Linked DNA regions of Homo sapiens: regions 1, 2, 4, 5 and 6 are each linked to region 3. The links are chromatin contacts, found by Hi-C in ENCODE. All regions are on one chromosome and are shown on one strand. The core of a region is the stretch at or near the end of the contact, and the rest is flanking DNA. Distances in the headings are between cores, read along the strand shown.

The links. Hi-C counts contacts between places; a loop is a spot of excess contacts on that map. Pooled maps may share reads with other maps.
Region 1: a loop to region 3 is called in a pooled map, with 11 times the contacts of the local background. The contact joins the promoter of LINC00265 here to the promoter of HUS1 in region 3. A Hi-C loop is called at or near these places in 4 of 50 pooled maps.
Region 2: a pooled map shows a loop between it and region 3 (5-fold over the local background). The contact joins the promoter of VOPP1 here to the promoter of HUS1 in region 3. A Hi-C loop is called at or near these places in 4 of 50 pooled maps.
Region 4: a pooled map shows a loop between it and region 3 (15-fold over the local background). The contact joins the promoter of MPLKIP here to the promoter of HUS1 in region 3. A Hi-C loop is called at or near these places in 4 of 50 pooled maps.
Region 5: a loop to region 3 is called in a pooled map, with 8 times the contacts of the local background. The contact joins the promoter of RALA here to the promoter of HUS1 in region 3. A Hi-C loop is called at or near these places in 3 of 50 pooled maps.
Region 6: a loop to region 3 is called in a pooled map, with 5 times the contacts of the local background. The contact joins the promoter of YAE1 here to the promoter of HUS1 in region 3. A Hi-C loop is called at or near these places in 2 of 50 pooled maps.

Annotation. Positions count from the first base shown.
Region 1 is chr7:39,731,442-39,735,576 of GRCh38, reverse strand. LINC00265 (long intergenic non-protein coding RNA 265) reads right to left here and starts at 2,009. Exons shown (of 12, transcript NR_026999.1): 1 at 1,533-2,009. RefSeq lists enhancers at 14-785, 1,977-2,056, 990-2,189, 2,347-2,416, 2,507-2,606.
Region 2 is chr7:55,570,658-55,575,012 of GRCh38, reverse strand. VOPP1 (VOPP1 WW domain binding protein) reads left to right here and starts at 2,511. Exons shown (of 5, transcript NM_030796.5): 1 at 2,511-2,742. The coding sequence starts at 2,689. VOPP1-DT (VOPP1 divergent transcript) reads right to left here and starts at 2,247. Exons shown (of 17, transcript NR_187585.1): 1 at 1,696-2,247. RefSeq lists enhancers at 579-718, 1,049-1,128, 3,458-3,517 and a silencer at 2,278-3,257.
Region 3 is chr7:47,977,002-47,981,079 of GRCh38, reverse strand. HUS1 (HUS1 checkpoint clamp component) reads left to right here and starts at 1,465. Exons shown (of 8, transcript NM_004507.4): 1 at 1,465-1,612; 2 at 2,264-2,391; 3 at 2,487-2,663. The coding sequence starts at 1,561. RefSeq lists an enhancer at 1,395-1,684 and silencers at 1,755-1,814, 1,895-1,944.
Region 4 is chr7:40,133,362-40,137,788 of GRCh38, reverse strand. It overlaps MPLKIP (M-phase specific PLK1 interacting protein), which reads left to right and starts at 3,167. Exons shown (of 2, transcript NM_138701.4): 1 at 3,167-3,560. The coding sequence starts at 3,222. SUGCT (succinyl-CoA:glutarate-CoA transferase) reads right to left here and starts at 2,784. Exons shown (of 14, transcript NM_001193313.2): 1 at 2,669-2,784. The coding sequence starts at 2,768. RefSeq lists silencers at 2,712-2,911, 3,372-3,441 and an enhancer at 3,092-3,161.
Region 5 is chr7:39,621,189-39,625,679 of GRCh38, reverse strand. It overlaps RALA (RAS like proto-oncogene A), which reads right to left and starts at 2,108. Exons shown (of 5, transcript NM_005402.4): 1 at 1,855-2,108. LOC107986785 (a long non-coding RNA gene) reads left to right here and starts at 2,203. Exons shown (of 2, transcript XR_001745175.2): 1 at 2,203-3,247; 2 at 4,066-4,491. RefSeq lists silencers at 905-954, 1,549-2,058 and an enhancer at 1,385-2,232.
Region 6 is chr7:39,563,364-39,567,689 of GRCh38, reverse strand. YAE1 (YAE1 maturation factor of ABCE1) reads right to left here and starts at 1,286. Exons shown (of 3, transcript NM_020192.5): 1 at 1,143-1,286. The coding sequence starts at 1,271. It overlaps YAE1-DT (YAE1 divergent transcript), which reads left to right and starts at 1,341. Exons shown (of 3, transcript NR_187579.1): 1 at 1,341-1,547. It also overlaps the pseudogene TMX1P1. RefSeq lists an enhancer at 1,000-1,449.

The DNA of each region.
Region 1 (4,135 bases), core at 760-3,259, 8.2 Mb after region 3:
AAAGTTCTGTAACCTTGTCTTTGGGAATAGTGAGGACAGAGGGAATGTAAGAGACAGGGTCCCATTTTACAGCAGATTACAGTAAATCTAACTTTTTTCCTATTTTATTATTTATTTATTTTTGATTGTTGTTGTTGTTGTTGTTGTTGTTTTTGTTTTTTTTTTTTTTTGAGACGGAGTCTTACACTGTCACCCAGGCTGGAGTGCAGTGCCATGATCTCAGCTCACTGCAACCCCCGCCTCCCAGGTTTCAAGCAATTCCCCTGCCTCAGCCTCCAGAGTAACTGGGATTACAGGCGTGCACTATGCCCGGCTAATTTTTGTTTTTGTTTTTTTTCAAGACCGAGTCTTGCTCTGTCATCTAGGCTGGAGTGCAGTGGCACGATCTCAGCTCACTACAATCTCCACCTCCTGGGTTCAAGAGATTCTCCTGCCTCAGCCTCTCGAGTAGCTGGGATTACAGGCACACACACTATGCCTGGCTAATTTTTGTACTTTTAGTAGAGACAGGGTTTCACCATGTTGGCCAGGCTGGTCTCGAACTTCTGACCTCGTGATCCGCCCACCTTGGCCTTTCAAAGTGCTGGGATTACAGGTGTGTGCCACTGTGCCTGGCCTAGGGTAAATCTATATATAAAAAAACTGATGCCTGGAACGGGAAGGAGACTAGCAAATTAAGGTACAGACCTCTCAAGATCTACTGGAGGGGAGAGTGAAGTGACCAGGGTAAGAGAGAAGCAAGCTGAAGCCCTAGGAATTCCAGAAGTGGGAGGTGAGGTGGAGAGAGGAAGACCAGGAAGCCAGACTAGCTTAAAGAGGAACGAGTTAACAGAAGAATAAGCATTATGACCCAACACAGAATACAAATTTAATAAGAACCCATTTTCTTTATTAAAAATTAAAGACATAATGGCCATTTATTAAAAGCCATGTGTTTGGCACTTTTTGTAGTGGTTTCACATAATTCTAGGGGCATCCCACTGAAGAAGGGTTTACAATCCTCATTCTACAAATGGGGAAGCAGAGGCTCTGAAGGATCTCCTTGTGAATTGCTAATTAGAAGCTCTGGAAATTACCTATGTTCTGACTCAGCCACTTCCTCACTGTGGGACCTGGGGCACGTCACTTCATCTTGAACCCTTGAAAGACACCTGGCAGCTGAGCGACCCCTCTGACTGGGAGTCACAGGACTCTAGGGGTTCTAATGTCCCTCCACTGCACTGTCCCCCTGCCCCCTGCATTCTGTCAACCTTAAACAATGAAGTTCAGAAAATGTAAATAAGCATAGAGTTTATTTAAACACAAAGATTGAGGATGGCCATCCAGGAAAGCGCTGACTCCAAACAAATGATGTCAGCGTTTCCAAGGTGAAGTTAAGGTTTCAATTATATAGACGGAGGCAGGGACATTCCAGCAGGATTACAAATGTGCATGCAAGTTGCATACCTACAACGATGTGGTTGGTTTCAGATTGCTACATTCCAAGGAAGATTATGACTGTGAGGAGGGACAATGATCTAAAGGGGTCTTACCTTGGATGCTACTTGGTCTTCTTAATTATTTACAGCGGAAAAAGGCAGAGGTTGCATCTGCATGCCACATGACTCAGGCTGCATAGCCACATTCCTCTCAAGGCTCGGGATCATGTAAAGTTCCAGCAGCTTTAAGTTGTAATTCTTTTAAGTTTGATTTAATTTAACAGTTCCAAAATCCCTGTTTTACAGGTAAAGAAACTGAGGCCAGCAGCAAGGGCAGGTCTAGCATCCAGGTTCCCTCTTAAGTACCTCTGATTCTGAAGCGGAACCTGCTTACAGAACATCACGGGCGGCTTCAGGGTCTATATAAGAAAAACAGATGCCCAAGCGGGAAGGAGACTAGGAGGCCGTGTTGAGAAAACCAGACCCAGCCACTGGCCTTGAAGTCCGGATGGAAGCTTGGCGCTTGCCTCGCCTCGTCTTCCTTCCGCCCTGGTGCTGAGCGGCTAGTCCAGAGCCGGCAGGATCTGCGCTTCCGGTTTCCGGGTTCTCCGGGTGTAGCCGCCTCTGCCCCGGGGGATCCCCTCTCCTCCAGCAGGCCGGGGAGGCCTACGTGGGCGGCTTCGTTGCAGCCAGCTTGCCGTTGTCACGGAAATCTCCTCCGGCGTCTCCAGGGACCACAGCGGGAGAGGAAATAGCCACCAACGAGATAGCGGGGGTCTCGTGACGTCACGGTAGCTGGGCAGGCTTCACAGCGTTAGCCCGCGAGCTCAGCCGATCCCTGGAGTCTCAGGCCGGGGGTTGGGGTTCTGCTACAGGGCGAGGAGTAAGAGTGGCAGTCTGAGAGACGCAGCTTCGTCGCCTCCAGGGTGTCCCAAGGCACCTCCTATCAAGTTCCTCCAAAATGCACCTCTCCCCTCCCCCTCACGTGCTCCTCCTGAATTCCATTTCGATGCAGGCACCGCTGTCTACTGTAAGAGGAGCGGCCCTTGGGTGGGGGAGAGTGGAAGAGGAACTGTCGTTGGCAGAGAAGACTTCAGGAGAAATCCGGTCCCTGGCTTTCGCTTCTGCAGGGCCAGGCCGAGTGGGGTTCAGGCAGCGATGGGAGCTCAGGAGAAGAAGGGCTTTTCCTAACGGGGGAGGGTGGGAAAGGGAAGTGCCACCCTGGAAAACTGCTCCACTAGTTGCAGTGTGCATGGCGGGAAGGAGGAGAATTGGCTAGAGCTGAGCTGCAGGGAGCCTGAATGACACCTTGTCTTGCTGCAGATGGCCCCAAACCCTGCGGTGCTCTTCCGCAGGTGGTCATAGGACCTGGCTCAGTCCAGCTTGAGGAGGGTCCCCGGAAGGAAGTCATTCCTCCTTCCCTTCTCAGAATTAATAAGAACCAACTATGAGCCAGGTCCTTTTCCAAGGCCTGGGGATGCAGTAATGAATAAGAGAATAAGGTTCCTGCCCTCAAGGAGACTGGCTCTAGGACGTGTTAAAACTTAAATTCCAAACTCTCCACCCCAGCCTCTGCTCTGGAAGTGATCGTTTGTACTGAACAAAGTGAACAGATTATAACCAGACATGGCCCTAGAAAGGGTATCCATTCTTGATGGTGCCCTGACCATATCTGGAAACCTGCTCCTTTGCAGTGCTCGGGGCTGAGGTCTTTGGGCCGCCTCCTGAGGCCCCAGCTTGGTGTCCATCCTGTCCCATCCTCTCTGTATGTTCTCTTCACCTTCAGTTTCTGCTTCAAGGATTCCTCCAGAAAGAACGGGGCTGGGCTGGAAGTGGTGTATCCTAATCTCTCGTCCCCAGGAAGGAGTACATGGGCTTGAGACTTACAAGGTCTCAGGGTTTCAGGCGTTTGGAGGCTGATCAAGAAAAAAGATAGAAACACTAGAGGCAGGCACACAGAAGCTTTACTGGGCAGTGCTTGGATAGGGATGCATAAGAGGGGAAGTTCCTCATAGCGTGAGACCATCCACAGCTTTAAGATGGGGGAGCCATCTTCCAGAATGGGAGAGTTTAAGGCATCTCCTGGGGGAGAGGGTGACCAGAGAGGGGGCTTCCCTGTCTAGGTGATGTCCCTCAGCAGCATGGCAGGGAGTCTCCAAAGGGAAGCAGCAGCTTGGGGTCTTATAACTACAAAGCTATGTCGTATCTATTGCTAGCAAATGTGTGTGAGGTTTTGCAGGGTATGCAAAGCAGGCAGCCTCTAAGTGGCTAAAAATATGCTTCTTTGGACCATTTTAAAAAATAACTGGATGTGTAGAAATTTGAATGTGGCACTGGCAGGCTTTTGAGCTAACAGGTCTCAGCCCATGGTGAAGAAATTAACAACCTAGGGACCCACACACAGAGGCCACCTTTGGCTCATCGATATAACACATGGACTGAAGGAAGAGAGAAAGGTCTGCTGCTGGCCTTGCCTCTTGGCATGACCTTGACCCAGGGTCCTCTCGGATAGTACATGAGGGACATCTCATAGCAGGCATTCCCACCCTCCAATGACTCTTAAGCCTGCCATTCAAGTCCTTCATGATCTGGGTCTGCTGAGTCTTACACCCTGTGCTGAGTGTGGTAATAGCGTCATGGGCAAGGTAGTCTTCAATGGGTGAGACAGATCTTTCCTCATGTCATGTCCCACTCAAGAACCTTAACAGCTCCCTATT
Region 2 (4,355 bases), core at 1,262-3,761, 7.6 Mb before region 3:
TCGACCTCCCGACCTCAGGTGATCTGCCCTCCTCGGCCTCCCAAAGTACTGGGATTACAGGCATGAGCCACTGTGTCCGGCCGACCCTTGTATTTTTAATTACACTCAGTCTTACCTTCCAAATGTTTCACTCAATTTATTTTTCTTTCTGGCACTTATATACATATTTATTTATTTATTCTATTCTCTGTTACCCCTCACTAGATTGAAATCTGCATGACAGCAGCCACTCTGCCTTTTATGCCACTGCTTTGTCTATTTTACTCAGGGCTGTATCCGAAATGTCCAGAATAGTGCCTGGCCCAAAACAGATGCAGATAAATATTTATTGAATAAATGAAATACATGTTCATCATTCATGTAGACTCCACAGTTTTGCAGGGAAGCTACAGGTCAAGCCCAGTCTCTCTCTTATTTGTTTCCTTTGGCAACACACATGCTCCAGGCTCTGGGTCCTTACTCCTCAGGGGCAGCTGAGCAGACCAGGACATGTCCAGTCCTGCCCCAAACAACTCATCAAGAACTTTCTTCTAACCCCAAGTCCAACTTTAACAGTTGTTCTAGTGAATGCAGCTTTATCTTGTAACTTTTTCAGTGGTATCTGATGCCCTTATAATTTGTGCTCAAGGAAACAGCCTGGCTGGTTAGCCTACACCCCATCCTCCAACCATGCCAAGCAACCACCACATCATTCAGGACCAAACAGAGAGCACACAGGAGAGGTATCAGACTGAGGTGAAAGCAGAGTCACAGTTCTAATTTTATTCTTGGAAAAAAACTTGCACAAATTACAGGAAGTCGAGCTCAGCAAAACAATCTTCCAGGCAGAGAGAGATGCAGAAGGGAGGTTATGTCAGACACTAGTAGGTTGCTCACAATGCAACAGAACCACAATTTGCACACGAATACATCGTGGACACAAGTCAAAGTTCCATTTTAACCCATTAATGATGGAAACAGTGGGATGACAAAGGTGCTTCAAAGGAGAATGCAGGCAAGTGACCTACACACACAGTCAAAAGCGGGGAGAAAAGAGAAAGGAAACGCTGGGAATGAAGTGGCTCAATCAGATAGGAAGCTGGTTATGATTCTCACCTTAAGCAGGGGTCATTTGTCTTATACACACACACACACACACACACACACACGTTTTAATGGAGACAGGTTCTTGCTGTGTTGCCCAGGTTGGGGTTGGTGAACTCCTGGGCTCAAGCAATTCTCACACCTCAGCTTCCCAGACTGCTGGGATGATAGGCATGAGCCACCCTGCCTGGCCCATTTGCATTTTTACAGGACGAGATCACTTCTATCCCCACTGGAAAAACATTTGTCTTGCTAACACACAATAAGCTTTCAGCTTAGTTTTCTACAAGTTAACTTTTCCATTAAAAAGAGTTGTAAAATGTCCTCATTGTAAATAGTAAAACTACTAGAGTTCAATGGCGTTTGGCAGGCTTGTCAGATAGGTGCCTTAGCATGACTGAAGGCCATAGGCATTGTTTCTGTCTTACTTGTAAGTTCTGGCTCTGACAGGTATAGTCAGGTGGTGCATGCTCTATATTAATCAAATTAGGCTTTGAAAGCTGGGAAAGAGTTGGGGACTTGCCTCGGGTGACATCTGTTCGTGTGACCCCCTCCTTCCACCTCCTGTACTGCGCAGCTCATGTCCTTTATGACCCTCTGTGATGCACCCACCTCCTGGTCTCCGCACTCAGCATTCTGCATCAGGTGGTTTAAGCGACTCTCCCTCCCTCTAGGCTACGGGAGCAGTTTTCTTGTCCTCCTCTCAGCCTCCAACTCAGGATCTGGTACATCTTACAAGTTTAATAGTGTTTGTTGAATAACCTCATGAAGAAGGTGGGATCTGAGCTGTGTTGTGAAAAAATAGTGTCTGTGAGGACATGGAGGTGGGGTCAGCGGAGGCGAGGACAGCGCGAGCTCCGCACAGTTTTCTGCTGCGGGAGGGTGGCCTGCAAGGCGGGGCCGGTTGCGGTCAAGTTCAAGTAGGGTCAGAGCAGGAGAACACTGGCATAAAAAATAGCCACATCCAAGGAAGCAGTGAGGTGTGGGGACCATCTATTTCGGTGGGCCTTCCCACCCCCAGGCCGGCCTTCCCATCACGCGTGGGTGTGGGGGCACTGCCCCCGCTGCGCGCAGGAACAGCGGGGAGAGCCAGGAGCGGAGCGGCTTCGGGATGCCAGACTGAGCAGTGGGTTCGTCTGCGGCCACCTCTCAGGGAACAAGCTTCCCCCCGCGGAGACTCTGCTTCTTTTAAAAGCCTTCCTGGGTTTAGTCTAGGGCGACAGGACGACCTCCCTTGGGAAGGGAGAGCCTGCCAGTCCCCCTCCCATTCGCCAGGCGGTGCAGCCCCTCCTCCCGCCCGGGGCGCGCGCACCTCAGCGTCGCGGGCCTAGCGCCCAGCAGCCGCGCCCCAGGCCGGGCCTCGGGTTCCGGGAGCCCGCAGGCGCGCGCCCGGCCGGGCGTGTCGGGAGCGCGCGGCGGCCGGGGGCGGAGCGCAGCCAGGGCTGCGCGGCGCGCCCCGGCTCCCGCCCGCTCCCAGCCGGGCCCCCCAGCGGTCGGCGGGACGGCTCCCGGCTGCAGTCTGCCCGCCCGCCCCGCGCGGGGGCCGAGTCGCGAAGCGCGCCTGCGACCCGGCGTCCGGGCGCGCTGGAGAGGACGCGAGGAGCCATGAGGCGCCAGCCTGCGAAGGTGGCGGCGCTGCTGCTCGGGCTGCTCTTGGAGGTAGGGGCCGGGGACCGGGTGCTGCCGGAGGCGCGGCGCCCACCATGCTGGCGGCTGGGGGCGCGCAGTTCCGAGGCGCCCCAGAGGACCTTGCCTGGGAGCGCAGACGGTGGAGCGACGGGGAGCCACAGCCCTGCGCGCCTCCCGGAGCTGGGAGGTGCGGGACCCTGGTGACGGGGAGGCTCCCGCCCCGGTCCGCGCCTTCCGTCGTTCCTTCGGTTTTCGCACCCCGCCCCCACCCTGCGGGTGAGCGCGTTTCCCGCGCCGACCGCCTCCGTTAGCTCGGGGTGACCTTTGTGCACCGTCCGCCCCCTCTCCCCGCCGCAGAGGGCCGAGGATCGGATGGACCCGGGGTTGGGCGGGGGTGGTCCTCGGGCGCGGCGCAGGCGCGGAGAGCCCGGGGCGCCGGGCAGTTTGGGGTTAGGAAAGGATGGGTGCCGAGCCGGGGTGAGGGGAGCGGGCGGAGGGGACTGTGGGGAAGTGTCGCGGGAGTGCCGGGAGTTGTGGAGGTGAGCAGCGGGAGGAGGCGTTCCCGCGTGTGAAAATGAAGTGCAGCCTTTAGGTGCGGGGAGGAAATTCTGCGGAGAGCCTGGCTGGGTGGGGGTGCGGAGCCGAAGCCGGCGGGGAACTTGTTGAGCGGCTTCCGGGTGCGAGCGCCCGTGACCGCATCCCTGGCGGGGACCGCGGCTGCTCCTGGCTGTGAAATTGCATCCTCGGATGGGGCCACATACTTCTCACTAAAGCAGGTTCCTTAAAATGCGAACTAGAGGAATTCTGGGGTGTCCAGTCTGAATCAGGGCTTGTTCAACTTTCTCCTTAGTTTCATTATTCTGAAGGAAATTTGCGTTAAATTAATGAAGTCAAAAGAAATAGGTAATGAATCCCATGCCTCTGTTTTAGGAAGTTGTGAAACTATCTTCCTTAATAGTTAGTGATTGGTGCTGGAAATTACTAGTTTGTCTTCGCCCTTTATTAAAAAGTAATTATTACAAAATGTTGGAGGAAAAGTGTTTCCTGAAAGGAAGGCTGGTGGACAAATTTCTCCTTGCTCCAGGCTCTGCCATAGCCGAGACTTCCTGTTTCTGTTCGGAAATATCCCCGTAGCTTGGTATTTAATGTTTTTGTGGAGTGCCTCTGCTTGCATTCTTTCCATTTATTCAGAATTTTAGAACCTTAGGAATCACATTCTCTGAGTGACTCACCATAGAGAACAAAGAAGTGAATCAGAGACCAGTAATCGCATGAAAACAGATGTGCTTGTACCTTAATGTGTGTACCTATACTTGCAATCTTTATTTTTTATTTTTATTTATTTATTTCTTTAGTTTTGAGATGGAGTCTCGTTCTGTGGCCCAGGCTTGAGTGCTGTGGCGCGATCTTGGCTCACTGCAATCTCCGCCTCCTGGGTTCAAGCTATTCTCCTGCTTCAGCCTCCCCAGTAGCGGGGACTACAGGCGCCCACCACTATGCCCGGCTAATTTTTGCATTTTTAGTAGAGTCGGGGTTTCGTCATGTTGGTCAGGCTGGTCTCGAACTCCTGACCTCAGGTGATCCGCCCGCCTCGGCCTCCCAAAGTGCTAGGATTACAAGGTGAGCCACCGCGCCCGGCCCTG
Region 3 (4,078 bases), core at 216-2,715:
TTACATTAGGTATTTCTCCTAACGCTATCCCTCCCCCAGGCCTCCACCCCCCAACAGGCCCCAGTGTGTGATATTCCCCTCCCTGTGTCCATGTGTTCTCATTGTTCAACTCCCACTTATGAGTGAGAACATGCGGTGTTTGGTTTTCTGTCCTTGTGATATTTTGCTGAGAATGATGGTTTCCAGCTTCATCCATGTCCCTGCAAAGGACATGAACTCATCCTTTTTTATGGCTGCATAGTATTCCATGGTGTATATGTGCCACATTTTCCTTATCCAGTCTATTATTGATGGACATTTGGGATGGTTCCAAGTCTTTGCTATTGTGAATAGTGCCACAATAAACATATGTGTGCATGTGTCTTTGAAAATTATCTGGGCCTGGCGCGGTGGCTCACGCCTATAATCCCAGCACTTTGGGAGGCCGAGGTGGGCAGATCACCTGAGGTCAGGAGTTCGAGACCAGCCTGGCCAACATGGCGAAACCCCGTCTCTACTAATAATACAAAAATTAGCCGGGCATGGTAGCTTGTGCCTGTAATCCCAACTACTTGGGAAGCTGAGGCAGGAGAATCCCTCGAACCCGGGAGGTGGAGGTTGCAGTGGGCCAAGATCACGCCATTGCACTCCAGCCAGGGCGACAGAGCCAGACTCCGTCTCAAAATCATCATCATCATCATCTGCATTATCATTATCTTGATTCTATGTGTCAAGTTAAAGACAAGGTTCTAGTCTATTTGCAAAGGACATTAAAAATAACAATTGTTAACACAGATAATCTTTAGTCTTTGAAAAACCAAATTAGATACAATTGTTGCTTCATTTCCCCCTTTAAAATTTTTCCTTTAAAAAAAATCCTAATGACATTATTTATGCTAATAAGAATTTTATCGGATGTAATAAAGTTCGTCTTGAGGCAAACTGCAGAATTATCACTTAACGTCAGTGTTCTTTAAGCTTCCCGACTTTACCAACTAGCCAGTAATATGTTCAATTTTTTTAGAAGTCATTTGAAACAATTTTCAGAACCTTAATCCACCAAGATGCTTCAATACCAAAGTACCAGTACCGTCATCTGAGGCTGGAGGGTTTAAAGCTGCTCTACCTTAGGTATATTTAAGATAATATTGTTTAACCTTTATAAACGATTAATTTTATTTGGATATTTTAAAATAACACTTGAAATAGGTGTCACAAAATTCTTTCAAAACGTGAATTCTCAGAACAACCTCCCCGAATCTGGGGCTTGAAGCCTCCGCCTCACTAAAAGTAGATCCCACCATTACCCGGCAGCGCGGAGGCATACCCGGAGACTGGGACCCCCACCTCCCCCGGGGCGTGACCTGTGATCCTTGACCCGTGACCCCACCTCCTCTAGGGCGTGACCCCCTAGCCCCACCTCCTCCGGGGCGTGGCCCGGAGATAACCCTGGTAAGAGTCGCGTAGCCCGAGCCGGGCGGAACCACTGTTCGCGCTGCCGTGTTTCCGGGCGGGGACACTCAGGGCGCGACGCTTTTCTGTTACCCACAGAGGCCCGCCGCGGCTGCGCCATCCGCGGCCATGAAGTTTCGGGCCAAGATCGTGGACGGGGCCTGTCTGAACCACTTCACACGTGAGCAGGGAGGCCGGAGAGGAGCGAGGGAGGAACGGAAGGAAGCAGTGAGCGCGCGGTGGGGACCGCGCAGGAGGATCAGAACGGGGATGGGCGCCGGAAGGGGCCGCGGGAGGATGGGGCCGGGATGGGGGTGCTGGTGTAGGCCGCGGGAGGGTGGGGCCGGGAGGGCGCGGGGCGGGTCGGAGGGCACTTGTGGGGATGAAGGCGGCTTTCAAGGGACGTTTCTGAAACTTGATTCCGATCACGTGGCTTTAAAAAAAAGCGGCCACTGCTCCCATAGACGGCTTTATCAGGCATTGACATACCTTCAAGGCCCCATTCGTCCCTCCACCCTGACAGTGCCTAACCTTGCATTTAACTGTGTATTGCAGTACCTAGTAGTCAATAAATCCATGTTGAATGAATGAATGACTGGTAGGTGCCTGTTTTCTTATTTGAACACTGATGATGTGTGCTGTACATCTCCCCTAGTTTGTTGGGAGAATTGCGTGACATCAGGGGTATTAAAGTACTTTCCAGTGTGATACCAACGTTAAGTGGTTATTTTTCCACCGAGAAGTTGATGAACAAGAAATTCTGCAAAATAAGTTGGTCTCTAGGATACATAATGTGCATTTTAGTAATTCCTTATTTTAACCCCTGCTTTAGGAATCAGTAACATGATAGCCAAGCTTGCCAAAACCTGCACCCTCCGCATCAGCCCTGATAAGCTTAACTTCATCCTTTGTGACAAGCTGGCTAATGGAGGAGTGAGCATGTGGTGTGAGCTGGAACAGGTGAGCAAAAGCTTCTGAGAGGCCTGCACACTCTGCAGATTGTCACTGGAAAGATCACATATACCCTCCCTCATCCCTCATTTTTTTTCCCTTAGGAGAACTTCTTCAACGAATTTCAAATGGAGGGTGTCTCTGCAGAAAACAATGAGATTTATTTAGAGCTAACATCGGAAAACTTATCTCGAGCCTTGAAGACTGCCCAGAATGCCAGGGCTTTGAAAATCAAACTGACTAATAAACACTTTCCCTGCCTCACGGTCTCCGTGGAGCTGGTGAGTAGGAGAGTCAGGGTTTCTAACACAGAAGTCTTGGCCTCGAAGGAATAGACATAGTTAGCCTAGCCTTTTTAACAATAAATACTGTTGAAAGCTGTTTGGTTTATTTAAATTTAAAGATCTGGTCCATAACTATATTTTGCATTAGAGTCAGTTCCTCCTCATTTTAAAATTGTGTTGTTATCATATGCATTCAGCTAGAATGCTGCTTTTTCCAAGCCGTGAAACTTCCAGCCTCTCTGTTTCTTGTAGTGGTATTGTCACCTTGTCTAGAAATCATGGTTTCTCTATCCATTTTCACCTTTGACATGTTTTCTCCCCACTCCCACCCTGCCTCATCTGCTATAATAACCTTTAAATGGCCCCTCGTTCTTCAGTACACGTATGTTTTATATGCTACTGCCAGATGAATTTAGTGCACAGCTGTCCTCCAAACACACAAATACACAAACTCATGCGCATACATACAATCCAGAGTTGCTCTTCCTACTCATAGAATGAGGTTCGTATTTCCTTTTTTTTGAGACGGAGTCTCTCTATCACCCAGGCTGGAGTGCAGTGGCGCGATCTCGGCTCACTGCAACCTCCATCTCCCGGGTTCAAGCGATTCTCATGCCTCAGCCTCCTGAGTAGCTGGAATTACAGGCACCCACCACCACACCCAGCTAATTTTTGTATTTTTTTAGTAGAGTCGGGGTATCACCATATTGGCCAGGCTGGTCTCGAACTCCTGACGTCAAGTGATCCACCTACCTCGGCCTCCCAAAGTGCTGCGATTGTAGGCATGAGCCACGGCGCCCAGCCCAGCTTTTCTTCATAACTCTCAACTCTTTGCAGTCAGGCAGTTCTCAGAGCTAATTAGGGCATTTCATGTCACAGTATAAGTTTGGTATGTTTTTTCTATTGCTTAAGGAAAAGCAAGATAGTAACGTATAATACTTTTTGTCCAAAAGTGCAAGATATTTTGGTCTGTGAGTCTCATAGGAGCCCCTAGAAATAAATATAGTTTGCCTTTTAACTGTTAGAAACTGCAGCACTCTGAGTGTCCTATGCCCAAAGAATGGCCTTCTCTTGGTTGCGTCAACATAGCAGGCTTGCTTCTTTCTGCCTCACGGCTTTACATGTGCTGTTTCCCCAGCCTGAAACCCTGTCCCCTTGTTCTTGTCTTCCCATGGCTGCTGCTTCTCCTGCTTTTGGTGGTATCTGAAATGTCACCTCCTCAGTCTAAGGAAACTCCCCCACACTCACCCTGGTCTCTGTGGAGTGCTTTCTCACGGCTATAATGAGCATTTCATACAGTTTCATTTGTTTGCATTTTTATTGATCTGTTTGTTCCACTGGAACACTAAGGACCTTTTTGTCTTATCACCACACTTCCCAGTTCCTGGAAGTACCCAGAGTCTGTTCCATAA
Region 4 (4,427 bases), core at 1,918-4,417, 7.8 Mb after region 3:
GATTGCTTGAGCCCAGAGAGGCAGAGGTTGCAGTGAACTGGGATTGCGCCACTGCACTCCAGCCTGGATGAAAGAGCAAGACATGTCTCAATACTTAAATAAATAAAAAATATATAGAGAGAGTATACTGCTATACGACAGAAAAACACAACTCAAACTTTTTTATTGGTCACTTTTATCTTGCTACAAAATGTACTACTAGAAGCTTAAAAAGAGCATGGCTTTTGAATTTTAATAAATTTTAGTGAACTTTAGTTAGATTGAAGTTATACAGATAAATGGGTTGATGGAATAAAGATCTATATACTCATTAGGCGTCCATCAGTTAAACTGTTTACTATTAAATTAATTTGTTGGTTGGGCATGGTGGCTCACCACACCATTTAATTGCAGAGTTTTGGGAGGCCAAGGCAGGAGAGAGGAATGCTTGAGGTGGGGAGTTCTGGGAAACACAGCAAGACCCTGTCTCTACAAAAAATAAAGAAATAAAAAAATTAGCCAGGCATGGTAGCATGAGCCTGTACTCCCAGCTACTTGGGAGACTGACGTGGGAAGATCACTTGAGCCCAGGAGGTCGAGGATGCAGTGATCTGTGATCTCACCACCGCACTCCAGCCTCGGTGACAGAGTGAGACCACCCCATGTCCATAATAATAATAATAAAGTTAATTTTGGTCCCCACCACTCTCACTTTTCTGCCCCCTCCCCTGAGTAGACTGGCTGATGATCTAAAAGGTGAAAATTACCTATGTGATGTATGTGAACCTTTTTTTTTTCCAGTGGGGTGGGGGGGCATGATAGGGTCTCGCTCTGTTACCCAGGCTGGAGTGCAGTGGCACAATAGCGGATCACTGCAGCTTCAACCTCCTAGGACTCAAGCCATCCCACCTCAGCCTCCCAAGCAACTGGGACTACAGGCGCACGCCACCAAGCCCGGCTAATTTTTTTTGTATTTTTGGTAGAAATGGGGCTTCACGATGTTGCCCAGGCTGGTCTTCAACTCCTGGGCTCAAGCAATCGTCCCACCTAGGTCATTTTATTCAATAAATATTCAAATGAGCAATTCCCAAGCATTAAGTTAAACACTAAAGACAATGTCCAGAAAGGTGAATTTTTGGCCAGGACAGAACTACTGTATTTAATAAAGTGGATAGGCTGGAGTCCTCCGACCTTAATTGTATCACTAAGCCTTAATGGCAACGTGCTACCTTGATTAAGTCTATCACTTGTATCTACAGAAGAAACGAAATGTAGTGAATTGAATTTCCACAGAATAAACAAACAAAAAAACTGTCTGTGTGTGTCTCCATTCATCAAGGAGGATAGAAGCTGAGAAGATACCACACTCGTCAGCTTGGGATGTCACAGAACATGTCAAAGAGACAGCGAGGAGTAGCAGCTACAAGAGGGTGAATGGAAATCACAGGTCCAGGCTACCCGTTAGGCTATGATTTAATGAGTCCTAAAGCTCTTTTAAGATTCTGTATCCTACGCCAGGCGCGGTGGCTCACGCATGAAATCCCAGCACTTCGGGAGGCAGAGGCAGGCGGATCACTTGAGCCCAGGAATTTGAGACCAGCCTGGCCAACATGGTGAAACCCGTCTTTACTAAAAATACAAAAAAATTAGCCGGGCATGTGGCACATGCCTGTAATCTCGGCTACTCTAGAAAGCTGAGGCAAGAGAATCGCTTGAACCCGCGAGGCAGAGGTTGTGGTGAACCAAGATCGCGCCACTGCACTCCAGCCTGGGCGACAGAGCGAGACTGTCTCAAAAAAAAAAAAAAAAATCCTGCATCCTGCAACTAATTTCAAGATTCATAGTGGGCCGCGCGCATAATCATAGAGATTACGTCTGTAATCTCAACACTTTGGGAGGCCGAGGCGGGAGGATAACTTGAGGTCAGGAATTCGAGACCAGCCTGGCCAATATGGCGAAACCCCGTCTCTACTAAAAATACAAAAATTAGTTGGGCGTGGTGGCGCATGCCTATAATCCCAGCTACTCGGAAGGCTGAAGCAGGAAAATCTCCTGAACACGGGAGGAGGAGGTTGCAGTGAGCCGAGATCGCGCCACTGCAGTCCAGCCTGGGCGAGACAGCGAGACTCCGTCTCAAAAAAAAGAGAAAAAAAGAAAAAAGGAAAAAAAAGATTCATAGTGGATTACCATTCCCAAATTCAGAGGGAGTAAAGAAAGTTCTATAACACTGTAGTAAAGCTAAATTTCATCCTCTAAATAAAATTCTGCAACAGGTAACTGTACAAGGGCATCTTTTATTGTACATGAAGTGTCAAGTTATTCAAAGCAGCGGGCTAAAGTCCTTTCTGAAATGTGGCTTGGTGTGCATTTTCGAAGTTACTTAAACTTGGCGGACGAAAGGACAGGAGTAAAGAGGCCCCAAACGCGAGCCGCGGGACGCGCAGGAGCGGGACCCCACGGCGCACGGAGCCCTCGGTCACAACAACGCACGGGACAGAGGCGACCCTGGGCGGCCAGAGCGGGGCAGGCCGGCCGCAGGCCCACGGAACGGGGTTGCAGGGAGGCGAGCAAAGCCACCGCTAAGGGGTCAGCAGAGACTTCAGACCCTAATTGCTCTCCTCAGGGCGCCCGAGGAGGCAAGCTGGGGCAGGGATCCCTTTAGCCACCCAGACCGAATCTCGGAGGGTACCTGACTGCGGGCGGCCAGTCCACAGCCCCCTCCCGCCGCCCCGGCCGGAGAAGAGGCAGGTTCTGCGCAGAGCTGCCACCCTCGCCAGCGTCGCCAGCATCGCGTGCGTCTCAGATGGCATCGGTCCCGGTGCAAGCGGCGAACTCCGTGCGGCGCCACCCGCCGCCACTGGGGGGCGCCCACGGACGCCGCAGACCCCGCCCCCGCCGGGCGGGGCTGAGCACTAGTCGCCTGCTGGGCCAGCTTCTAGTCTGTCGGTCAGACCAAGGGCACTCAGACTGGAAAGGTTGTTGCTGGGCTTGGGTGTCCGTCCTTTCCTGTCTCCTTTTCTTCCTCTTTTCACTTAAATCCACTGAGTCTCTCGCCAAGTCAGTGATTTAGGTAATCCCGCCGCCCCTGGCGGAACCTTTGTGACGCCGGAACTGATGTGCCGTAGGGTGGCTGCGGTCGGAGGACTGTTTTGGTAAAGGACTAGCAGTTCTCTGCGGAGGGCCGGTTGATACAGTTCCGGTGGGAGAACGCGGCTGCGAGGTTTTCGGCTTTGGCTCCTGATATGCAGCGACAGAATTTTCGGCCCCCAACTCCTCCTTACCCTGGTCCGGGTGGAGGAGGTTGGGGTAGCGGAAGCAGCTTCCGGGGAACCCCGGGCGGGGGCGGACCACGGCCGCCCTCCCCTCGAGACGGGTACGGGAGTCCGCACCACACGCCGCCGTACGGGCCCCGGTCTAGGCCGTACGGGAGCAGTCACTCTCCGCGACACGGCGGCAGCTTCCCGGGGGGCCGGTTCGGGTCTCCGTCCCCTGGCGGCTACCCTGGCTCCTACTCCAGGTCCCCCGCGGGGTCCCAGCAGCAATTCGGCTACTCCCCAGGGCAGCAGCAGACCCACCCCCAGGTAATAATAATAGCCAGCGTTTGCCGAGCTCTTACTTTATGGCAGGCACGGTACTAATATTCCCTTTACGTGGATTATTTTGTCTAATCCTCTCTGAGGTACTATTGTTAGCCCAATTTTGCAGATGAGCGAACTGAGGCTTAGAGAAGTTGAGTGACTTCCGGAAGATTATCCGAAAGAGTGGCAGAGCCGTACGTTCTGTTTTCGAGCCCTCGTGCTTTTAACCAATACACTGCCACCCGTACACAGATTTTCCTAATTCTCCATTTCCTCCTGTTTGCCAAAGGCCTTGCCAGTTTGTTTCAAGAAATAGTTCTTTTTCTTTTTTTTTTTTTTTTTTTTATCTTTCTTTCGAGCTACACTGGCTTCTGCTCCAACTTCCCTGAAAAGAAAATCGGTGGTAGTGGAAGTTTTCCATTCCTTTAGTGAGAGTAAATACAAAAGACAGAGAGAGTATCTCTAGCATGTCTGGGATTTCTGTGGTTTACAACTTGCAACTACGTGGTTTTCCAACTTGCTGTATTCTACACCAACCCCCTACCCCTTTTGAGCCTGGAGCTAAGGAGTAAAGAAAATGTTCATGAGCTAGAAAGGTTCTAGAAACTTTAAAACTATAGTATTGTTTTCTCCTGAAAAAAGTGAAAATTTCGAGGGAAAATTGAATATAATTACTTGATTTCATCACTGCTTGTATTTAATTACTGCAAAGTTACTACATTAGACACAAAAGTATTTGAGATGACAGTGGTCATGGAATTATAAATAAATGAGAATAACGAATTGCTTTAAGTACTTTTTTTAAAAAATAGGAACACTTGATTAAAGGAAGCATGGACTTTGTAATTGAACATTATTTAGGTTCAAGTC
Region 5 (4,491 bases), core at 859-3,358, 8.4 Mb after region 3:
ATGAAGTACTGCTTCAAAATAAATGATCCATATTATTGCACACTCAGCAAACACACTAGAGAACAGCATCTGGATCTTGGAAAATAAATGTAAAAGAGGCTATTGGTAAATCATGCCAAGGTCACATCAGGATTTCAGAGGATTGCGTGTATTCATGGGAAGAATGAACCACTATAAGCATTCTGGGAAGCACCACGTTATCCAAACAATGGTAACTCCTAATTTCCTCTTTTTCATTAAGATAGGGTACAGTTATCAACCCCAAACATAAACTTGATGTGTATCACCAGGCAGTCTCTTCCTACTAACTCTGAATATGCTCAAGTAGTAAGCATTTAACACTAGAATACAAGTTATAATGCCCAGCACAATTTTAATATAATTTTAACCTTTCAGAGGAGGATAGTTTTGGAAGGCAAAGAACTCTGACTGCTGAAGAATGAAACACGAAGTAAAGTCTGTAAGTGGCAAGAACCTAAAACAAAACAAACAGCCTAGCCCAACAAAAATAAGCAACTCCTGGATGGTGACTGTGAGATAACCTATACACTCATTCATTCAGTGCAGAAATGTGTGAACAGCTTCTATGTTCAAGGCATACTGCATAGAAACAGTCATAAGTAGGACATGGCTCCTGCCCTAAAGAAATCCAAGGTCAAAAAACGGTGTTGTCAGATAATACTTCACAATAATAGTGTATTATTTTAATACAGGAGTCGGTTTAGAATAATATTGTATTACCAGAGACAGAAAAACATGAGCTAATAAGACACACTGAAATACATTAATAAACATACTGTAAGAGTTTACCAATGAAATCTGTTATCCAATTTCTGGAATATGATTAAAGTTGCAATTTACTTTCTGGAAAAGAATTAACTTATGATACATGTTTTATAAAGGTTGTTCCCCCCCCACACCACACAATTTGTAAATTAGGTGCTTTTCAGCTTGACACGTAGGGCGTGGCACGGGACTTCTCACACTACCTCAGCCACACTTGGATGAGCTCTTACAAGTCTGGACATTCAGGTTTCCGAGCACAGGCCAGTTAACTCCCTAATTCTCCCTAAATCCTGAAACAACACTGCCACCCCTGTGTGCCGTCACCCCCGTCTACTTAAACACATATATCCAGGCTAAAGCATGCCAATCACATCTTCCACTTCTGGAAATCTTTCAGAAACGAACCACAGAGGAAACACCTCTCTCCCAAAATGTATTCTCTTCCTCATATTAGAAGCTAGATTACCTGAAAATGGGCTAAAGCTGTGCAAGCGCCCAAGGCCAGGTATTCAGTTCAGTGCGGAGAGTCTAATGACTTTAAGTCTGAAAAACCATTCCTTTAACTGGCAAAAAAAAAAAAAAACACAAACAAACAAAACAAACAAACAAAAAACCCTGGCGGAGATGCTTAAAAAGCAGCGGCTCTAGCACAGGCAAGGAGTGGAAAGAAAGGGAAGGAGGGGAGAGGGGTGGAGTGAGGCGCGGGGACTGCGGCGGCAGCGGGTTGCCCCAGGTCGCGGGCACCGCCCGGGCGGGAACTTGGGCGCCGTGGACGAAAGGTGCGGGGTGACCTTCGGACGAGGCCAACTGAGACCGGCTGCCGGGCGCAGGGGACCTCTCCGCAGCCGCTCACTCTCGGGGGCTCACTCGCCCCACAGCGGCGAACGCGGTGCCCCGGATTCCAGCCGGGCTCATCTCGCAGCTCGTCCCCGGGCAGAACGTGGGATGTGCAATCTCGGCAGCCCGAACCCGCGTCAGGGCCTCGGCCCGCCGCCGCCCGGACACACCCCCGCCGCCGCCCGGGTGGCCCCAGTCCCTCCCCGGGCGGCCCGAGCGGGCATCGCTCACCTGCACCGCGAGCCAGTCCGCCGCCCCGAGGGCTCCGGAAGCCGCGGCTGCGTGGCTCCGGCCGGAGGGTACTCGGTCCTTGTCGCCTGGAAGGCCCCGCGCCGGGAGCGGTCGAAGGAGGAGTCTGACGGGTGGCGGGGGAGCCTGGGCGGCTGGAGGAGGAGGAGGAGGAGGAGGAGAAGGAGGAGGAGGACTCCGACGCTTTGCTCTGGGGAGATCCACCCTCCTCCTGGCGGCTCTGCAGCAGCCGCCACAGATCACTTCCGGGGCGCTGGGGAGCGGGGCGGGGCAGCTGGGGAGCGACTTCCTGTCCGTGGGCTGAGAGGAGGGTGATCATGGGCCTGGGCCGCAGAACAGTGGCTCGGAGGGCGCAGGCTGCCCGGCCTCCGCCCCCTGCAAGCTGAGGGCTGTCCGCGCTGTCTTTCCGACGGCCCCACCCCCGGCTCTCTGAGCTCCGCGAGGTGAAGTCATCTCCCGGGGGCTCGGGAGTGGCCGCGGGCCTCGCGGAGGTTCCCGGATCTCGGCGTCGTTGCCGCGGTGTCCTTGTCTTTCTTTTGGGGACCAGGAGGGGGTTCTTGGGGGAAGGAGGGGAGAGCGGAGGCCGCCATCTTGCTTCTAGAGGGTCAGCTCATGTTCCCTGGGCGTCTCAGGGTTGAGGCCGCTCGTGTGGCGTGGCCGGGGGTATTCAGAGCGGAGCTGGCGACGTGGCTTGTCACGGGCCAAATCCCAGGAGGCGGGTCAGCCGCCTACCCTGGCTGGAGGGTCTCGTGGCTGCCCTGGGCCTCATCTAACTGCTGATCCCCTGGAGAATTCGCTTTCTCGGACGGTCTGCGAGTTCTTTCTGAGGGGTGTCGGACCCCCCTGCGACTCTGCAGGTGTCGGTGTGGCACTGAGATCATCTTGCGGCCCCATGGCACTGTGATTTGGTAGCTTGTGAGAAGTAGTTTCACTAAATCCGTAAATTTAAGTTAGCAGCTACAGATTCTTATGTCTTGACATTTATTCGCTTATCTCTCTTTGCTCCCCACAAATTGAGTACCAACTATATTCCTGGTATGAGCCATTCAAGGAATGTCCAGTCTAGTGGGCAGACATACATGAAAGCAAATCATTGCTATTGGAAGTATGGTTTATCAAGATGTACAGCGTGAAGAATGGATAGCTTTACTAACGTAGGTTAGAGTTTTAAAGATAAATAGGCATTTTCTACTACAAAAATAGGGGTGGGATGGCAAATCCGGATCCGAACAGAAAGGAGATGCAGCACGGGGACAAATAATTTGTTGAGAAGAATGAGTAATAATTACAGGTCTTGAAGTTCAAACTTAGGTTGCTGAAGAAGATGAGGCTGGAGAAGAAAACAGGAGCCAAATCACGAATCGTCTATGCCTTGGTGAGGCAATGAGTGGACAGATTACAATTTAAGCTATTCTTCTGTTGGTAGAGAACAGATAACTTGGGGGGGTGGAGGTGGGGGGGCAGAGAAGGATAAGCAGAGAGCCCACAAGGGGGCCATTGCAGAAGCCAGTAAGAGAAAACTTAAGGACCCTGTGTGAATGGTAGTGAGCATCCAAAGGAGATGGATTCCTAAAATATTCAAGAGGCCATATCAACTGGTAATTGGTTGCTAGGGGCAGCTGCCAGATAGGAGAATGGAAGAGGCAATGATGATGCCTTGTTTTGCTTTGAGGGAGGGGCAGGATAAGGGTGTATTTTACTAAATAAGATAAGGAAGAGTTAGGATGAGTCCTGGGAGGGGACATTTTTGCAGAAAAAAAATGAGTTCAGTTTTGGAGTTGATGAGTGAAGTAAGAGTGGTGCTGTCTAATGGTGGTTGCTATATGGGTCTAGAGCTCTAGGGAGGAGCTGGGCTGAAGTTGGAAACACCACAGGTTTAGATGACCATAACCAAGCTGACTGCAGTCTTACGTCATTGAGCACAGTTTCAAAACCACTTCTCCTTTCTCCCTGCCTTTACTTGGGAAAATTACTGAAATACTGCATTAAAAAACCCAATATGGTGATATGTGTCCATCCATAGACCAATATTCTAATGTTTAATGGTCTTCTAAGGACCCTAAAGGTCAGGTTTAGCAGAAACTGGATGTAACAGTGGTAACTATTAATAGTATAGCATCATTAACTCATAAAATGAAATATTATCTATGTTTATATTTTAATATTTTAATTTTTTTCTTTTTTATTCTGTAGGAATTGCTCCATTCCAATAAAAATATTTTAAATTTAATCATTGACAACAGTTAAGCTGGCCATAGGCTGAGGATTGAGGATGGTGGGTTGCACAAATATCTGCTGAATGGAGAGCTAGAAGGAGGATGACTTCAAGAAGAGTCAGCAATAGGAACGCAATGAAAGACAACCTCAAATTCATTAGTCAGCCTGTCTCAGCTGCTTTTTGGTGGCTCACAGCTATGCTAACCTAGCATAAAGCAGTGAGAAATAGAATACTTCATTTTGAGCAGAGCTTCAGAAAACCACAAATAGTAAAAGCCCTATAAATAATAGCTACAGCTGCAAACCAAAGACTAATTATTAGTTTTTAACTCTATATCCCTGTAGAGCAGCATTTTTGAACACACAAAAAAAGAGAAACGCGTTCACTTACGTCTTAGATTA
Region 6 (4,326 bases), core at 37-2,536, 8.4 Mb after region 3:
TGTGATGCCTTAGAAAAATATCCTAAGCACAAAATAAACTTTTCTAATCACTTCAAAAGATTAAAAAAACCAAAAAACAAAAAACAAAACCCAGCATTAGCAATGTCTTCACAAAAAGGATATATGGAAAATTACACATCTGGGCTCTTGCCAACTGATTGGAATGGTGTGGGTGGGTGAGGAGACAGGGCAAAGCAGAGAGAGGAAATTGTTTAAAAAAAAAAGGATGATGAGAAGTCTGGTTTCAGAAATTTTGCATAATACCTAAATTCAACTAACCTGCAAAAGCTCTGTGGGTAGTGATTTCGTTCTGCATCTCTCACGGTGCCACAGCATTTAAAAGATGCTCAATACTTATTAGTGTGGCCCCAGTCTCACATAAAGCATTTTTGTAATTGACAACATGGTTTTTGGGCTAAGCAAATACCACTCTACTGAAATATTAAACAGGGCAGATTCCCAACTGCAGCTTTAGCGGCAATTTAATGGTTGGCAAATATATTAAGTGGATGTGGACCTCACTATTTGGTCCTCACCCAGAAATACTGTAGGCTGCACACAGAAATTAAGCTTAGTTTCAATGAATAGTGAGACAAATTAGAGATGAAAAAGTTACATCTAACAAATAAAAAAGAAACCAACTTTAATATTCCCTTACCTAGACACCAGTATTCCACATTAGCTTTCCCTTATTGTCCTCTGACAGCATGCTTTAGTTCATCTTTTCAATATGTCTTGATTAACACTACTCCTTAACTTTAGGCTCCCTACCCATTCAAGCCACCCATATAAACTGCGTACACGTCCTTTGACAGCCATAATAAGTATAGTGTATGTTTCTCTCCAGCTCCTTTCCCTGTGATCCTCAACAAACTGCAAACTGTTCAAAGTCTACACATAGTTAATTTTGGTCGGTCCTCAGTTTCTAACGCATCCCGTAGGCGCTCAAAGAATGCGTCTTGTTGTTTTACACGCTTTCAAGTAACCATCGAGAAATCCTAGCAAGACGCGGGTCGGACCGGGTCCCTAGGGATAAAGAGAGCAGCGCCGGGCCAGGCTGGGGCCACTCTGGACCCAGCTTCTTCACAACTCCGCGCCTCTTCCCACAACCCAGCACCCCGCGCCGTCCACACCACGTTTACTTTGACTCGTCTTTGCATGTTACTCTGCCATTCCCGCTGCGCCAGGAGCGACTCGTCTGCTTCTTCGTCAAACACGTCCCCTTTGTCTCCAGGGCCCTGGATCAAGGAGGCTGCTTGAACCCACGACATCACCGAGGCAATTACGGGGTCGCAGGCCACCGGAAGCGCCAACAACTCCTTCCGGTCCGAAGGCGGGGCGAAGACGGCGAGTGGAGGCTCGGGAGGGGCTGCGTGTGCGCGGAGGCGGGCTGTGGCCCGTGGCCGCCGCCGGAGCCTTTCGCTTGCGGTGATTTTGGGCTCCCTCGGTTGGCAGTGTTGATGTGTGCCTGTGAGTTGTGAGCGAGGCAGATTTCCTCGCGTGGCCGGCACGACCTTCACCTTTGCAGAAGGCAACCGGGACCCTCAGTGAGACACCTTCCATTTCCACCGTAGTCTTACCATGGTCTGGGTTTTACATTCGCGCGCTTTGGTAAACTATTAAAGGTAGTAAAGTCGATGGGCGATTACCACCCAAATACTTTGTCTCTTTTGGAATCTCCTCTGCATTTAAAGGATTTGACAAGCCGACATTTTAAACTGTTAGGATTGTGGAGTAAAGGAAAATAGGATCGAAAAGCGAGGTACTGTAGCCAATTTGAGATTAGTAAGAAATATAGAGTACATTTGTAAAGCCAATATATTTTTTCATTGATTCACGATATCCTTCTGCCTCCCATTCCTGTTCATATGCCCTAAAGTAAACAGTTGGTTTGGTAAGGGTGGGGACTTGTGTCAACACCAGGACAGTTCTGACACATAGTAAATGCTGAACTCTATTTTGGTGAATGAATGAATACCTGTAGTATTCCTGTTTTGCCCTTTGCCTGGGTAAAATGAGTCATGTGATTATGATTTATTTATCTAACAATTTATTGAACACCTACCTTGTGTCAGGTACCATTCCAGGCTTTGGGATACATCAATGAACAGACGGAAGTTCCCAACCCTTGTCGACTTTATAGTCATGTAAAATTGACAGGATAAACAATAAGCAATATATAAGTAGCATAAGGTTTGTTAGAAGATCATAAATAAATGCTATGAAAAAAATTTTTAAATAAGCACAGTAAGAACCATAAGTGTGTGGGAGTGGGTGGTTGGTTCATGTTACAATTTTAAATCTCCAGAGAGAATTTGGCATCCCACAAATAAAAAATATATAAACTACAAATATGTATATTTTATTAATGTAAATATATTAAGATATATGTATATATCTTTATTAGGAACAAAATGGTAGTAAGCAATAAAGATAACAATAAAATAGAAAACCTCAAAACTTGAATAAGTAAGTCCAATTCTTTTTTGTATTATTTGAAAACACCAATAAGATAGATAATCCTGTCATGACCCAGATTTTTAAAGAGAACAAAATTATACAAGAATGAGAAATGAGATAACCACTGATGCAGAAGGAGATTAAAATATTAATTACCAACTAAAACTCAAAAGCAACACATTCGAAAACCTGAGAGATATGAATGACTTTCTAAGAAAATTGACCCAAGAAGTAGGGTCATGAAGAGACTAATTACCATAGAAAAATTGGACATTAAATATCTACTATTAAAAATGTCATGGAGACTTGGGAGTTTCACATTAAGTCCTTTGCAATCTTTAAGGAATGATGGAGTCTTAAACTATTTTTACCATTTTAGGGGAGAGAAAAAGAAGAAACTCCTTAAATCATTTCATGAAGCCAGCCTTACTGTAACTTCATAAAGATAGTACCAGAAAAACCCCAAAGTTCAAGTTAGCTTGTGAATATATATCCAAAAGAGAATCTAGTAGGTTGGTGCAAAATTAATTGGGGTTTACTTTTGCACCAACCTGGTAGTACTTTATCAAAAGAATAATTTAAGAGGTTTTGTACCAGGAAAGCAAACTTTTGCAATATTAGGACATCAATAATATTTCATTGCATTGACTATTTTTTTTTTTTTTAAAACAGCGTCTTGCTCTGTCACCCAGGCTGGAGTGCAGTGGTGAGATCACAACTCACTGCATCCTTGATCTCCTGGGCTTGAGCTATCCTCCTGCCTCAACCTCTTGAGTAGCTAGGACTACAGGCATGTACCACTGCACCTGGCTAATTTTTTGATTTTTTTGTAGAGACAGGAGTCTCACTATGTTGCCTAGGCTGGTCTCCAACTTCTGAGCTCAAGCTATCCTCCTGTGTCAGCCTCCCAAAGTGCTGGGATTACAGGCATGAGCCACTGTGCCTAGCCTGCATCAACAATATAAAAGGGAAAAAACATGTTATATTAATAAATGCTAAAAAGTTATTTGAAAAAATTTAAAAATCATTTCTAACAAAATAAAGTAGAAATAGAAACTACAAATTGGTAAAGACTTTACAAAAATTCCAACGAGTAGTATTTTAAACACTTAGATGTTCAGATATTTCCTTTAACATATAGAAAGGAGAGGGCATCTGGTAGTCACTATTATTACTTAATATTCTTTTAGAGACTAGCACACTAGCACTTGCAATAAGAGAAGTAAACAAAATAACATGTATAAATGTTGGATAATAAAAGATGAAGATATTCCTTTTTAAAAAATGAGACGGGATCTTGTTCTGCCACCAAAGCTGGAATGCAGTGGTGCAATCATAGCTCACTGCAACCTCAAACACCTGGGTTCAAGCAATCCTCCTGCCTCAGTTTCCCAGGTAGTTGGGACTACAGGCACGCACCACAATGCCCAGCTAATTTTTAAATTATTTTTAGTAGAGACGGGGGTCTCGCTTTGTTGCCCAGGCTGGTTTTGAACTCCTGGCCTTAAGTGATCCTTCTGCCTCAGCCTTTCAAAGTGCTGTGATTATAGGCATGAACCACCATGCCCAGCCTAAGATATTCCTTTTGGTCATTATATGATTATATACCTAGAAAACCCAAAAGACTTTGCTTAAAAAATAACAGAATAAAGAAATTTGATAAAGTCTGTGAATATAAGAAAAATAAACACACCAATAGCCTCTTCTAGTAATAATCATCTAGAAATGTAAATGAGATAAATATTCCACTTGAAATACCAACAAATATTATTAAATATAGTAATGACATGTTTGTTTAGTATTTAGTGTTTATTTAGTACTATATTTGTAAATGTCAGGAACACATTTTTAAAATCATGCAGTAAC